Linked DNA regions of Mus musculus: region 2 is linked to region 1. The links are chromatin loops, found by intact Hi-C in ENCODE. Cell type or tissue: heart. All regions are shown on one strand.

Region 1 (8,000 bases):
CAAAATACACAGGTTCAAATATATAGACATGGCTGTAAATAAGTATATATATATTTATAATATGTATATATGTATATATGTATATATAGTGAGTCTTTGCCTCATTTATGCCCTGAGATTTTGGTAACATTGGAGTCCTTCTTTAATTCCAGAGAGGTGCAGGGAAGCACCCGGTGCCAGCGGAGCTTTGCAGATCTGGAGTCATGTACAAGCAATTTGCTAAAGGCACCCTGATTCACCAAGCCATACCCTAAGAAGCAACACGAAACACTTATTTTCTGAAAATCTTAAGGATCCATCGGTTCAACTGTTTCTTGTTTGACCTTTACAGGCACCAGAGGTAGTGGGTTGCTGTGAGGCAACTTCATGAGGGACAGGTCCGATGACTCATAGAGGCTGCACCCTGAGGAGAGGAGGCCGTTCCCCATGTTTCTTTGCAAAGACACTTTCAGACTGGTTTCTTCTTTCTCTTTTCTGACCACAGCTAGAATCTCCTTCTCCACCATGGAGGTCACATCGACACTGTCCTCCATGTCCTCAAGACGGTCTGCATTGTCGCTGATGTCGAACCTCTCAATTTCTTCATTGATTCGGGTCAGATCCTCCAAAGGCAGCCCAGCAGCTGGGCCCGCAGGGCAGTTGCCCTTCAGGTGGACCTTGAGGCTGCAGAGATGGATGTAGCTCTTGTGACACTGGGCACACTTGTGAGGCCGCTCCCGGGTATGCAGTCGCTTGTGCAGCTTCAGGTGCACAAATTGCGTAAACTTGGCAGGGCACACCTTACATTGGTAAGGTTTTTCTCCAGAATGCAATCGAAGGTGGGTCTTGAGATTGCTTGTGCTGCTAAATCTCTTGTGGCAGACCTAAAGTGTGAGGGCAAGGGAAGACAGAGAAAGGGCACAGGGAAGACCAGATTAATTGTTTGCAGCTGGAGGGGAAAGGCAGGCCAATAGCCAGAAACCTCGGGAGACCAGAAGCCTCTTAACAATGCTCATGCTGCGGTGGGGGGGGGGGGGGGGGGGGGGGGAGAAGCTGGGCACACAGTACTCTGAGGTACTGTTTATCTGAGGACATGTCCCCACCCACTGAAACTTGACTGACATCCACCCAGCCATCCTCAGTATAGCCTGTGAGTAGTCACAGAGTACCCAGGAGCTGTGCAGGGCCAGCAGCCTAGTACAAGACCATATTTTTTGTATTGTTGAAACAACACAGGAAGACAATTCTACAGCTATTTTTCCACAGAGGTCAAGAGTTCTACCCAGAGAATACTGCCCACCTGGCACTCATGTGGCTTCTCTCCTGTGTGTACCAAGTAGTGTTTCTGCAGGTGGGCGAGCTGAGTAAAACCCTTGTTGCAGGTCTGGCACTTGAAAGGCCGTTCTCCACTGTGCACTCTCAGGTGGACCTGGGAAGAAACCACAGGGGTGAACTCTGGGGTTGCAATGAGGCCTGCCTGCCTGCTAAGTTTCCCAGAGCCAGGTATGTACAATGCAGATGCAAGCCTCTTAGGAAAGACACTGAGATAAACCCTGTATTTTCAGTATTCAGCAGACCCCAGTTCAGGCTCAAGCTGGGTCTCCTATGGCTCAAGTGCACTCAACAATGCACTGCCTGGCAGCCAAGGGCAAACCAGCACGGGTCTGTGGGCAGAAACCCGCGGGGGTCTGGAGACCTACCTTCAGGTTGGAGAGCTGACCGAACGTCTTGGCACAGACATTGCACTCATACTTGATCTTGCCATTCTGTTTCTTCAGAGGGTAAGGAAGAGTCTTGTAACCAGTCATGTTTCGTTTGTTTTTAATGAGATTCATGGCTCCGTCAGTGCTGGGGGCCGCCATCACTGATGAGGTAGCTTTGGGTTGTACCACGTGTTCTGACGTGGCTGCAGTTCCCGCCGTTGGAGATCCGCTGGGGGGACTACTCTCGTCCTTCATGCTGGCTGCAGCCCCGGTAAGGGAGAAGGCACTGTGGGGTGCTGGGATAAGCACCTCTTTGGGGTGCTCCGGTGGAAGCAGCCTCCGGGCTCCATCGGTAGGCAGGGAACTCGGTAGGGAAGCTGGATTGAGCATGGGATGAGGCAGGCTGCTGCCACTAAGGAGGTTACTGTAGACGGGATACAACCTAGGGAAGAGGCTGAAGTTGTTGATACCATTGATGTTGTTCATGGTGCTCAAGCCATTGGAACTAATGCCGTACGGTGGCAACAGGAACTTGGGGTAGTGAGCATTGTAAGAAGGAATGAAAGCTGGTGGGAGGTGGGGGGCAGGTGCATAGCCAGGGTAGGAGCCCAGGCCCTCGGAACCATAGGAAACATTCAAGTAGGAGTAGGAGTCCCGGTGTTCTGGGAGGCCTGGCGCCAGGGGTGACACCGTGTTTCCCGGGCTGCTGTGGGGGCTGGAGCTCTTAAGGCTCTGCTCCGGGCTGCTGCTCGCAGGGGGACTTGGAGTTGTGGAAGACGGAAGGGGACTGTGAGTTATGTAGGTGGGTCTCTCCATCCCATAGGCCAGGGACGCTTTCAAAAAGTCTTCTGGCAGAGGTGCCCGGATAGGATAAACCACCCGAGGGTAGAAGGGCATGTCGGGGCTCCCATTTTTCCGAAAGCCATCCATGTCCTTTTCTAAAGTGAAGGGTGAAATGTTGGAACGGTAGATGTCCTTCCTTTTGGAGGGATTGGAGTCCAGTTTTAGAATTTCTTTCACGCTGTACTCTCTCTTGGGGACACTCTTTGGGTAGAGTTCATTTTTCTCACTACTGTATTGCTTTGGGTTGCTTTCCGTTTGTGCTAAAATGAAGAAGAAAGGGCGGTTACTCACAGGGCTGTGGAGAACTGAAGTGAAATCAGAAAGCCATTCTCTCTTCTTGAGAAACCCTGAGCAGCAGCAAATACAAAGGCTAGACACCTGGCCCCTAACGCCTCTCACTCCGGAGGGAGGGCTCTGGGCCACCCACTCAGAAACACTGCTCCACTTCCTCCGGGGGGCGGGGGGGGGGGGATCGGGAATAACATCAAACCCTGGGACAATGCCAGCCTCCATAGAGCCCAGTGCCCCTTGGATGATCTCCTTTCCATTAGTGAGAACTAGGATAGAAAAGTGCTGTTCAAACTGGAACGGGCAGAGCGTTCACTAAGATGGGGTGGAAAAAATACAGGGTGGGGGGTTGTCACGGGTTAATAAGTCATTCGCAGTTTACCTAGAGGAAATCAGAATGCTGTGCAAACTTAGATGAAAGATTAAGACTAGTTTTAAGTAATGAACTGTCATCAATTTCCAACTCGATTCTCTTTACATAGGAACTTCATGAGCCCTGTTCGAATTGCCTGTATCAACTAGAAGGGCATGGCGGCTGCCCCTTCTAGCCATTGCTCGGCAGTGCGAGCATTTCACCAAGGTTCTGGTCTAACCAGACTACCATCTGGGCTGTCTCCTGGAATCATGAGGTGTGACAGTCACCTCTGCCAAACCACGACAGGTACTTCCCAAGCTAGTTCAATTACTTACAGCACCAAAGAAGACAGAGGCAGCTAAGAGACAAACATTTACTCCTAGAGACAGCATATATGCCCTGGTCAAGCTCAGACAAGGAGAATACTGTCCTAAACTGTCCATAGTTATGTAGCCCTATTTCGCAGGAAAAGCCTCAGCTCAGCTTTCCTGGGCCAAAGATAAAACACATCCGATGCACAGGCTGAGTTGTGTTTCTGGGATGCTCATTCAAACAGGCACTTCTCCCCAGGATGCTGAGAGCATCATTAGTTGGGGGGTGCACATGCTCGGAGTAGAAACAAGATTCTTGACCTCCAAGATCTGGCAGGTTTGGAATGACACTTAAGACAATGTAAAGAAGTATCCTTTGTGCTCTTATAAAACAGCCCTTTTGGGCTTAACTGAGAAGGAACTCCAAGCTTGCTACCTGATAGGTCTGAAGATGAACTCTGTGGAAGCCCAGAACTAAAGCTTTCAGATCCATTCTCCAGGCTGACAGGCTGGAGGGATTTGATGCCAGTCGGAAAGCGCTTTACAGGACGTTATCTCCTGCTGGCTGTTATCAGTTACTCCTGGGTAAGCCAGAGCCCCAGAATAAACACCGTGGACAACACTATCAGGGGAGATGTTGATGGGGTCAGTGACAGAAAGCTTTCTGGGGGAGAGCAATTTCTCAAGCCTCTCAACCAAAATAAATATCCCCTTATCAGCCCAATATCAGTCCTTCGGGTGAGGCCCAGCAGGCAGGAAGTTCAAATTGTCACTTTTGTTTTTTAAAGCTAAAATGGTAAAGGAAGAGAGAGACAGGTTAAGCTGGAAGGCTGACAGGCGAGGCATCCCACAGTCACAGGAAGGGATTTACTGGAGGTAAGACAAAAAGATAATGATTTTAGAAGCACCCTCAGGTTAAGAGAAAAGAAGTTGTGTGCGCATGTGCGTATGCCTATGTATGTGTGTGTGTGGGCGCGCGAGAGCGAGCGCGTGAGAGTGTGCAAGCCTGCTTGTGTACGGCCTTCCTAACTCTGCTCTTTTTTTGATGGGGGTTCTGGGGGAAGACTTATTGTGCAGTCTCAGTAGGTCTGGAACTTGTTATATAGATTGGACTGGCCAAGAATAAAGAGATCCACCAGCGTCTGCCTCTCGATCACTGGGATTGAGGGTGTGTGCCACCACACCCCTGTCTGTGCCATTTTTTTAATGTGGCAAATCACATCAAAGACTCATAATGTTTTTGTAGTAGTCCCACAGTGGAAACTTAACAAATGAAAGCTGTTAAGTATAAAGAATTGGGCTTTCTTCCAGTGTAGAGCACAGGTTTAATCGGCTCTCTTCTTGCTAAGCACTTTAGTTACTGAACTACTGTGAAGCTAATGACTGAACCAAGAAACAATGAAGTCAGAGCTTTTCATTTTCTCCGTGACATGCATAATTTAGCGTTTGGTGGCTCTGTCTTCAGAAAACAAACAAACAAACAAACAAACAACCAGGCTGAGAACTTATCCTGAAGGAATATCCGCAGCAAAATGTCAGTCTCTAAAATACTTTACAGCTGGAAATTATAGACTGTATATGAAGGTACATTTTTAAAAACTCATCCTTCAGCAGCTGACTAATCACAGGAGCTGATATCATTTCTAACTCTCCCACTTAGCAGCTTGAGTTAACATGAAAAAGAAAATCAAGATCTGTTTTTGTTCTTAAATCTTAAATGGCTGTAGGCGGACAGAGTCATTTCAAGAGTGAGCTGCTTTGGAAGGTTCTGAATGGCTTAATTATGCCGACTCACATTTTCGATCTATAATAAGCACCCCTAAGACTACAAGAAAGAACCTAGAAGTTCTGCAGTAGGCAAAACAAAGTCTGTTTTCAACTGAAACCGAGAAAGCAGATTAACATTCAGAAGTCTATAATTTGGTCAACTGATTTCTAGATGGGTTAGTTAGATAGATAGAAAAAAAAATTACCAAAAAGGTTGGGAGGGCCAGGAGCTAAATTTAACAGTTCTTTTCCACATTCCTCTCTCCCTTCTCTTTCCTGTCAGTTTGTGATTTCTGGGGACTTACATTCTTTCATTAGGTTTCCATCCCCTGCACCCCATGATGGAAGTCCTTACGGAGATTCTGGACAGACCTCTATTGTGCTTTAAGCCTGGAAATCTAGCACAGCCCATCTTGGACACTCGATCTGCCTATTAGGCCTGATGAAATGCTGGAAATTTTCCTGATCAGAGTGTCAGTCATCAGTGGCCACACCTGGGCCAACAGGTTTCACAATCAGGAGCAAGAGCCTTGCACGGCAGCTGAATGGTTAACTCTCTTTCTGTCCTAGGAATGTCAGACAAAGGAGGTGTTCCTGTGACCCTCAGAAGACTCCTGCATCAGTCAAAAGGGGGGGGGTGTCTGAAGAGCAAAGCTGTCATTTCATAGCATAATGAAACTTACTTCTGGACACAAAGAGTAAACACTCGGAACAGGCATTGGGGGGATGGTGGGAGGCAGGGGTGGGGGGAGGGCACAGGCCTGTGATCCTAGCATTTTGGAGGTGACAGTGGCTCAAGGCTTTCCCTGACTACATCAAGTCTGAACTGAACCTAAGCAGCACGAGACCTTGTCCATAAACAAACAAACAAACAAACAAACACCCAAAGCAAACCCAAACACGAGGAGAGGGCTTGCTGCTATTGGGCAGGTACCTACCCACCATGCTTAGCTCAAGGGTGTACGTTGCTGAGCTGAGGGCCCGGGCACAAACACTATATTGTGAGCCTACAGGAAAGGTACTGAAGCTAAGATTTTCAGAAAACTGAAAATTCCTGAGAGCACAAGCATTGTAGAATGAACATGGCTAGCGAGACACTGTCCTTGGTCTTAAAAGTTAAAATACTAAAATTAATATTTCTAGTGCTTCAGTGGTAAAATATGAACTACATTTAGTCTCCAGGGAAAGCAAATGAGACTGAAGAGTAGAAACTGGGTAAAGTCTAGCTTGGAACTCTCTATAGATTTCTGGAAATGTTTACTCAAATTTCAGAGACTATTAAAATGAAAACTTTTAAACCTTCAACATTTAGCTTTCATGGGAAGATGGTCATTTGAAAAAGTGCTGTAAGATTCGGCAGTATAACCCAGAACACACACCCTGAGTTAAAATAGAAGTTAGAATTTTTTTTTTTTTATTCTTAAATTGTTCCTAAAGCTACCTGAGACTGACTGAAGAGGGAAAGCTTGCTAGAGGGCATGACAGTAACTTTAGCCAAAATTTAAAAAGAAGAAAAGAAAAAGTAAAAGCTTATAAACCCAAGGAAGCAAGAATTTGTCAAGATAAAGAGATAGGCGGTTACCGTAAGCCTGATTGAAAGATGAGATCAGTCCCCTTTACCATAAGGAAGGAAGCTCAGATATGACATCTCTTAGGGTTATTCACTTAGACTACTTGAACAATTATGACAGTTTTTTTTTTTTTTTCTAGAAAACAGCTTTCCACATTAGATCATGGCTTTACAGGCACACGTATCTTCACAAGATTTCAGTGAAAACTCAAAGCTCTGACCCAGCACAGCAGGAAGGGACTGCAGCTGGCCTGTTCCACAGGTCCATACCCATTGGGATTGTGCCTACAGCCGCTTGCATAAATTAGAATCGGAAATATACTTCTTCCTGCAACTTTCCGAAAACAACATTCTGTACTGGTTATTTTATACAATATATGTAATATGTATATCTTTGATGATTATGTTTTATAATAAGAAGTAGGGACATTAAAGAATGTTTTTCCTCTTCCTCGTCTTAGCTAAAGCCACCTACTTAGTCCAACACATGACGAAGCCGTATAATTAGACAACATGTTATTAGCTCACAGGGGCAGAACTGACATTACTAGCATTTTTAATTTTTTTTTTTTTTTTTTGTTCTGTAATCCACTTACTGAGATTTATCACTGTGAGCTCTCCAGGATAAGGGTAGTGGAGCCTCTCCGCAAAGTCCCGACAATACCACACAAGAAGTTCCTGGTTGGCAGGGATAGGCTTAATAGTGTAGAAGTAGATGTTCATCCCGTTCTGACAGGCAGCCAGGTTTTGCTCCCGGGCAGAGTGAGCTGGATTCACGTAGCGCATCCAGTTGCTTTTCTCCTCATTAAAGCCATCAATGAAGTGGTGGAACTCCTCTCTGGAATAGATCTGTTCAAAAGGAGAGGATAGATGCAGTGTGAAAGACAGCCGGCCAGCCCAAAGCGACCGGGAAGCTTCCCTGAATGGCTCAGAAGGAACACAGGCGAGCAACCAACGCTGTACCCATGACTCCAGGCCTCATTGCTGATCCGGTGGGACTCACGCTGAATCAGCAGAAATGGGGGAGGAAACAGGGCACATTGTGCTAGTTACCTTTCCATTTCAATTTTATGGTCTTCTCATGTTGGGGAGGGCAGTGGATAGCAAAATAATAATAATAATAATAATAATATTCCAATTAACAACAGCCGAGAGTGGGTGAAACTACCATAAAGAGGTACTCT
Region 2 (8,000 bases), 100 kb before region 1:
ATTGTAAGAAACTAGGGTGTTATAATACACAGTGCTTTGTATCTGGTGCCTTCACTTGCATATGTCCCAGACTCCTACTTGTAGATCATGATTGCTCAACTAGAGTAATTTTCGGGGGAGGGTCTTTGTATGGTCCAGTATACAGCTACTGCCAGTTGATAAGCATTTGGATTGTCTCTGTCTGGGGCTGTTCTGACTGTATGCTGTAGCGAGTATTAATGCTGTTTTTCATGGTGATCGCTTATGTTCATTTCTGTGGGTATTTAAAGAGTACAGTTGACAGGCTATATGCCGATTGTTTGTTTAGTGTTGGTTACTGTTTCAAAGTATTGTTAGTGTATTTTCCAAAGCATCTTCACCATATTCCTGCCCACTGTGAATGAGGCTGCCAGCATCCTTGCCAGTGCTTGCTTAGTCTTACCCTTTTTAGTCCAGCGTATTATATATACATGGTCATGGTATATATGTGTGTGATTATGTATATGTCAGCACATCACAGTGCACATGTGGAAGTTAGAGGAAAGCTGTCAGTGATTCAAGCATGATATAGCCTTGTGTGTTCCCATTGTAGCTCCCAAATAATTGACACAAAGACCGATTATGTTTATTCACAAGTGTTGAGCACTGTGACTGCTCAGCTACTCAGGAATTCTAACCCTCTAAGCTGTCTACTTCTCAGCCACATGGTCTTTACCTTCAGTCTGAGTTCTGTTCCATGTGTGTCCTCATGGCAAATGCCTTGGTGGTCTGCTCATCACAGTGCTTCCTGTGCCCTCTGCCTCACGGCCATCTCCTTTCTTCCTCCTCCTACTCCTTTCAGACCCTCTCCCTGGGAACAGAAGTTCAGTCATAGGCGGATCGGCTCTTTATTAAACAATAAGATCACTGGGGAGCCTTCTTTATGCGAGCGATACTGATCCAGGAGATGGTTCAGTTCCCATGACAGTGCCAGCAGCTGGACTGGAACCAGATCTCTGGCCTCAGAGGTCAGTATCTGAATACACAGTGCCCAAGACCAACCCCGTCAACGTTGTGGAGTCATGTCTCTCCTTTCCCTTGTGTGGGTTCTGGGGATGGAACTCAGGTCATTAGGATTGCACAGCAAGCACCTTAACCTGCTGAGCCAGCTTGCCAGCCCCTTTCATCATTTTTAAGTGAGATTGTCTCTCTATTGTTTTGAGAATTCTTTGTATATGCTAGGTACTAGCCTTGTCGGACGTATGATTTGCAAATATATCCTCTTATTCTGTGGACTTTTCTTATTTTCTTGATGGTGACATTTGAAGCGCAGACTCTTCAGTCTTTGGTTTAATCTTTGTTGTTGCTGTTCTTACGTTGTCATCGCTGAGAAAGCCTGGCCTAACCTTGTTAGTCCAAGGCTGCAGGCTTCTCCCTTGGTTTTCTTCTGAGAGTTTTGTGCTTTTACTTCATGACTTTTCGCGTGTTTCATAATAGTCAAGTGCTTTATTTTTAAACTTGCTGTCCTGTAGATTATATCAGCAGTCAGATCTATGAATTACCACTTTTGTTTGCTGCTTCAAAAATTTGGACAAGAATTTTCATATAGTCTATTGATACTTCATTGGGCTACACTGAAAAATTATATACATCATCAAAAAATAATAATATCCCCATACAGTAAGCTTCAGCACTCACTGTAAAACTGGTGGAGCATGTATGGAGGGTGGGCGTGGAAGCCTTTCTGCATCTGTGCAGTCACGGGTTCTTGGCCGGGCTTAGACTCAGCTTGTCTCCTGGGGAAGATATTTGACTGGCCTTCAGAACAGCCCTACTTCTGAGATCAGCGTGGCTGCTTTCACTCAGACGTTTCCTCTTACTGCTGTATTTGTACAAATTGGAAATGCTTCTAATTTATTTTACAGTAATGTCTGTAAAGATAAAAAGTTCATGCAAAACTACCCTTTGACTTTTCAAAAGAAAATAACTTAATTACTTACAGGATTCTTGTATTCATCTAACTTTTTAGTGTGGCTTTCAAGACAATTAGCAAACATGTTAAGTTATTAACTTGAATGAAACTTTATGATTCTCTTAGTATAATTGTTTTGGAGAGAGATCTTTAGTGTATTAAGATAACTATTTCTAGGATTATTAACAATACTGTCTTTACTTGAGTCTTTTTCTATAGCCATGCTACTAAATTTTTCATATGAAAAATTAAACTGGGCTAGGGAGCTGGCCTAGTACTTGATCCATTAATATGAGAACCTGAGCTCAGACCCCTACCTAGCATTCACATAAGCCACATGTGACTGTGTGCTGCTCTAAACCCACTGAGCCCTCTGAGGTCACTGACCAGCTTGGCCAGCTGAAACAGGGACTGACTCTGTCACTGAAAGACCCTGTCTCAAACAGTAAGGTGAGGCTAGAGAGATGACTCAGTGGTTAAGAGCACTGGCTGCTCTTCCAGAGGGCCTGAGTTTGTTTCCAGCATCCACATGGCAGCTAACAACCATCTGTAACTCCAGTCTCAGGGGATCCAGTGCCCTTTTCTGGCCTCCATGGGAACCAGACATGTACATGGTACACAGTCATGCATACAGGCAAAAGACAAAATTAAATGAATAAAACTTTAAAATGTAAAACATAAAGTGAAGTTATTAAAAAAAGAAAAGAACAAGATGACAGCCCCTGGCCTATGTGTACACACAAATACACTGCACATACACACAAACAGTAAAGCAAGTATTTCCAAGCAGCCCGTGTGTTCTATCAGAAGGCTCAACATCATAGATTCCTGTCTTCCGTAGTCCACCATGCTACTCTGCACCACGTATATTATAGTGAAAGGATGTGAGGAGTACACAAACTGTTAACTACATTTGCTTTAACTATTATGTGGCAAACTATATTTGGCATTGTCTAGACAGAATTACAAGTGTAATAATTTCAATGAGACAAAACACACTTTAAGCCAGATGTGAGGATGTATTTGGATGTATGTGTGTCATTTAATCATAGTCTCAATTAAGACTCTGCTGCTTTGGAGATTAAGTGTTCCTGGCTGTAATAATGACAGCTTCAAATCTAATTATTATTTCTTGATGTCGTCGGGAATATTGAGAGGGGCCTGCAGAGTATTTTAGCCAGCCCACTCACATTTCCCTCCATAAGGGATGAAAGGCTTGGGCCCCCGCTCACCTCCCCTAGAGACTTGACTGTAAAGTCCTCAGCATTGTTTAAACCTCTCTGTTATTTTTATTGAATACATCTTGTAATTGTGTGTATTCTTAAGCTAATTTAAATATGAACCTGGTTCTGAAAAGCATGTGATGCACAATTTGACATGCATGAGTTTATCTGCAGTCACGTGTGCTGTGACAGTTTGAAGCCTACATTAGGTTACTGTTGGTAAAGCCTGACAGTGCGCCTGTGTAACACGCTTTCTTTGACTGTGTGCCATGAGCACTTACTTGAATTAATAAAGTATCAAAGGAAGTTGAAGGAGACTGTTAATTACTTTTGATTCTCTCTGTAATTGTTTCTGTAACAACTACTGTTCCCTTTTATTTAATAGTGCTTTAAAAGTTAGGAGTGAAAAGAGTTAGCCTTTGTTACCACATACTGCATTGTTCAGTCTACATTTTAGGAATTATCTATCTTATTATTATGTCATAATAATTAATCATAGGTAACATTTCCCAGCTTATCAGATTGAGGAGAGGACTCCAGTGTTGGATTTCTCTTAGAGACAGTGCTTTGTGTTAGGAGTTGGGATTGCAGTCACACTTGCCTGTTCTGCTGTGCCCTGTACACTGGCCCTTAGCTGGGGTTTGCTATCCACTAATTTCTAACAAGTGCTGTTACTCCAGGTTCCCATGAATGCTGAAGTGTGATTATCTCTTTCTTCATTAAAGAATAATTCAAGCTCTGTTATGAGTTTGAAGCTTGAGGCCATCTGGATTTCTCCTTGGTTTTCATCGTCTTTTGAAATGGAGTTTTCAAAGTTTACATTGGATGTGCTGTGCAATTAACTGCTTTAACTTTATACCTGCTAGGGTGTCTCTCACTCTTAGAACTTTACCTTATGTAACTTGTTAGGGTTTGGGGGGTTTTTTGTTTGTTTTTAGTGGGGTTTTTTTTCCTCTATTTTTGTTCTTGTTGGTGAGTTTGTGGGTTTGGTTTGCTTGCATCTAGTGGCCCAGCCCTGCTCATGGTAGGCAAGTGCTTTTATCACTGAGCTGTGTATGACCCAAGCCCTGAGTGAAGCTTTGTGTTCTGGCTTCCTGGTATTTCCTCACAACACCCAGTTTGCGGTTCTGCTCTCGTTTACTACGGTATTACAGTCACTTGCGTGCTATCCATCTATCCATGAGTTAGCATGAGGATGCCCTTCTAAGTACAGGACAAGTCTTTACTGAGCAGTCCTGATACAGGACACTTGGGATCGTAGTTGAGCTAAGCTCCTACTTGAACATTTCTCCCTGTTCTTCACTCACACTTTTGTTGCAAATGCTCTTTTAAGCTATTTTTTAAAAAGAGGAAACATCACTGCCCTCTGCAGTTCTCCTTATGCCAATCATTATGATGTCCCTACCATTATGAATGGAATGGAAGTAGCTATGGTTTACTATAGAGTCTTTCATTGGCATAGGAAAAAACTCATTGCTAGCAAGGAGATCTGGTGACCTAGCAATTGTCGAGGTTTTTAATTTGGGAAAGTATAATTTGTGAAGAATTGAGTTTTATTATTTTTGAAGATTTTTAATTTAAAACATAGTTATTCTAATGTCTGAGTGATGTTACACCTTCAGGAGACTACTGCTAGGAAATTCTGCCCAGCCTTTAATAAGTCAGCCCCTGTCATCATTAGGTTATGCCTAAGCAGTCTTAAGTAGAAGTCTCTCTAAAACACTGTTCTTTCTTTCCTTTGAAGTAAAGCGGTTTCTAAGTTTTGTTGTCCTGAGCATTATTGTTGTACGACAGAATTTTTCCTGGGAAGACACAACACACAGGTATATTCACTCCAGATAGGGATTTATAGCAGAGTGAAGTATAGACACCACCAAAGTCCAAGTTTATGAACCAGTAGGTTTATTGGGGTTTCTTACAGAAGTGTGGCTGAGGGGCTACTCACTGGAGCAGAAATGGCTCAAAGACAGCTACATCACCAATGCCTTCCCAGCATGAATGGCAGGTCACAAAAGCTAGGAACCTGGGACACCCTGTACAGCCTGCAGACAGCTCAACTGATTGCAGAGTGTCCTTTCCAAGTTCTTCAGTTGGTCTAAACCCCTTTCAGGTAGCTGGTCTGGTCTCAGAGTCATCTTTGCCCCTCAGCTTGTCTGATTGTCTTTGTAGCTCAGCTTCCCTTCAATGGGACTCTTAGCTTTTATTCTTTACAGTGGCAAGAGAGGCCTAGTGAATCTGGTCAGTTTCAGGGACTTCCTGAAGCTATTTTGAATTGTCTTTCTTCCTGCTTGAGCGTCTCTGCAGGGTAGAGTGTTTTGCCCTTATCTGTACACAGCCATGTGTGTTTGTAATGTAGTCACTTTTGGAGAAGTTAGGTCATTGTGTCCATAATTCTATAAGAATGATAACCACCAGCTAGTTCTTTATCACATCAGAGTCTATACTCTTTGACAATACCTTAAAAATCAAGAATAGATGCCTGAGACGCAGACTTGATCATAGTTTGTGAGAGTGTCTCTTACACTGTTTATGTGTTTTCTAATCTCTAAATTACCAGGGTGAGTCTAGGAAATTGGCTGCAGTGAACTGGATTGTCCTGTTGGCACTGATGCAGTATTGGCTGATGGCCTTGGCTGTGTTTGGTAGCCTTTTTCTTTTGCGTTTTCTCTGTGATGGATACAAGCAGCACTTCCCTTTGGAGAACTGTCTTGGTCACCATTTTATGGTGTTGTGTTAAGGTGTGTTACTGTGGAAAGATTTATTGTTACGTTCTGGGATAGTGAAAACAGGAGCAATACTGAGAAGTAACAGGGCATGTGTTTTTCAATACTGGAATTAGAATTTCCTTTTTAATATGTAACCATCACTATTTGGCTTTTCCTGTTTTGCCTGTTGTTTTTAAGTAAGCTTTGTAACTCAGCTACCTCACGTTTCTGCTGCTAACTAGGTATGAGTGACAACAGGATCCCGGAGAGCTCACTCTGACAGTGCTGCTGTCCACATCCCTGCTGTCCCACCCAAGCCTGTTACACCTTCACTTCGTCTCCTACCTAGGCTGTCCCCATGCTGCTCTCCATTAGTGCGGAGAGAGAAAAGGTCTCTTTCATCAGGTCACTTCCCTTACTAAAGGTCTTAAAAGCCTCTTGGTGACCTGGAAGACTGACAGTCCTAAGTGGGTGGTGGCGATGTTAAGTGATTGCCCTAGTCCCTTTTCATTTCTTTTCTTCTGGGGCTTTCCTAACTTTATTATCTTTGTGTAGTTGATCAGTCATCTAGACATGATAGGTTGGGTTTTTTTTTAATGTGTATACTAAACTATAGGCTTTATAAATAAAAAGATAACAATAAATTTTAACTGTGGACCAGTTAGTGAAGAAATCCAAATTATTTCTGATAAGTGTTGCTGAGCTATTGTTTTGCACAATTTGTCTTTATTATTGCTACAAATTCTCAGCTGTGTTGTTTACATCCAGTTTTTAGCATTTATTGTATATCCCTTAAATTGCTCATAGTTACATGGTTTTTTTACTCATGTTTTAGTTTCTGTTAGTTCTTTCAAAAATGTTAGCTCTTTCAAAAAAGACTAAGAACTTCCTCTGATTAAAAGCATAATATCCCCAAAGGATATTTGAAGTCATATTCTTAGATTAGACATATTTTTGTTCTTAGACATTTTGTGGCTTTTTATACCAGGAGGCTTAAAATTAAAACTTAACCTCATAAAATGGACTAACAATTGAGGTGAAAAGAAATAGTTTTCATTTCTTAATTTGTGCTTGGTAGCCTCCCAACAACACACAGAAGAAATGGGGGTGTTGAGCCAGTGTTGCACACCAGCTGCAATCCCAACACTCAGGAGCGGAGTGGGGGCAGGGTGGAAGTGCCAGGCCAGCCAGAGCTACTGATGGCCGAGCTTCTGTACTCTGGTCACTCATGAAAGGAAAATAGTCTTAAAGTGAGCAGAGGAGTGTGCCTCTGAGGAGTCAAGTTTGTCATGATGACTGTCCTGGTGCCTTGTTGTTGAGGGGTAGAACATCTGTCGTGGTGACTGGTAACTGTCCTGATGCTTTGCTGCCCTGTGAACCTGCCACTCGAACAGTAGACTCTTTTGAGAAATTTTCTTTTTAGTTCAATAGTTAATCAGGGTTCTTTGGGGGGCTTGTTTTTTAAAACTATTTTTATTTATACTTGAACAATTTCATATGAATGCAGTTACCTTGATCATACTTAAACCAAATCCCAGTATTTCCATTTCCTTCCATGTCTTCTTTGTTGTTGCTGTCCTCCTCTTCCTCCTTCTCCTATTCCTCCTCTTCCTCCTTCCTCTTCCTCCTTCCTCTTCCTCCTTCCTCTTCCTCTTTCTCATTCTCCTCCTCCTCATCCTCTTTGTCCTTCAGTAACTCCCTCAGTTCGATTAATGCTGCCGGTATGCACATAGGTGTGGGGCTATCCACTGATGCCAGGACATCCTCCCATCAACCACACACTCGAAGAATAATGAGTCTCTTTGAACAGCCAGCAACTGTCAATAACTCCTCAGCTCTGGGTAGAAATCACTGAGCGCTCCCTCCCCTATCCATACTGTAAAGTTGACTGGTTTGGACTTGTCCAGGTAACCATAGCTGCTGTGCATTCCTGAGTACACTGTCCATGTCACATCCAGAGGACATCATTTCACTGCACTCCTGCATTGTCTGATCATGAAATTCTTTCTGCCCTCCACCACCCCCAAAATACATACTTCTGTGAGTTGTGAGCCTTGAGAGTAAGAGGGTTGATAATAGACTGCCTATTTAGGGATGGACATCAGTAACTTACTCTCAGGGCTTGGACCAGTTATGTGTCTC

The links. A loop is a pair of places that touch in the nucleus more often than their neighbours do. Peaks named below come from ENCODE experiments on the same cell type or tissue, not always from the same donor. Only the 100,000 strongest peaks of a DNase experiment are listed, where the experiment ranks them.
Region 2: a loop joins it to region 1, with 2.3 times the contacts of the local background. A loop is called at or near these places in 13 of 42 quality-filtered maps.

Annotation. Positions count from the first base shown.
Region 1 is chr10:44,439,380-44,447,379 of GRCm38, forward strand. Prdm1 (PR domain containing 1, with ZNF domain) reads right to left here. Exons shown (of 7, transcript NM_007548.4): 4 at 7,413-7,665; 5 at 1,680-2,785; 6 at 1,280-1,408; 7 at 1-863. The coding sequence ends at 288. Among named protein-coding and RNA genes, the nearest start is that of Prdm1, 15 kb to the right of the region's middle. In heart, no CTCF peak of the experiment used is centred here; no DNase peak of the experiment used is centred here; H3K4me3 peaks cover 911 bases; H3K27ac peaks cover 636 bases; H3K27me3 peaks cover 1,698 bases.
Region 2 is chr10:44,337,783-44,345,782 of GRCm38, forward strand. The region is part of intron 6 of Atg5 (autophagy related 5); the gene reads left to right. Among named protein-coding and RNA genes, the nearest start is that of Mir1929, 18 kb to the right of the region's middle. In heart, no CTCF peak of the experiment used is centred here; no DNase peak of the experiment used is centred here.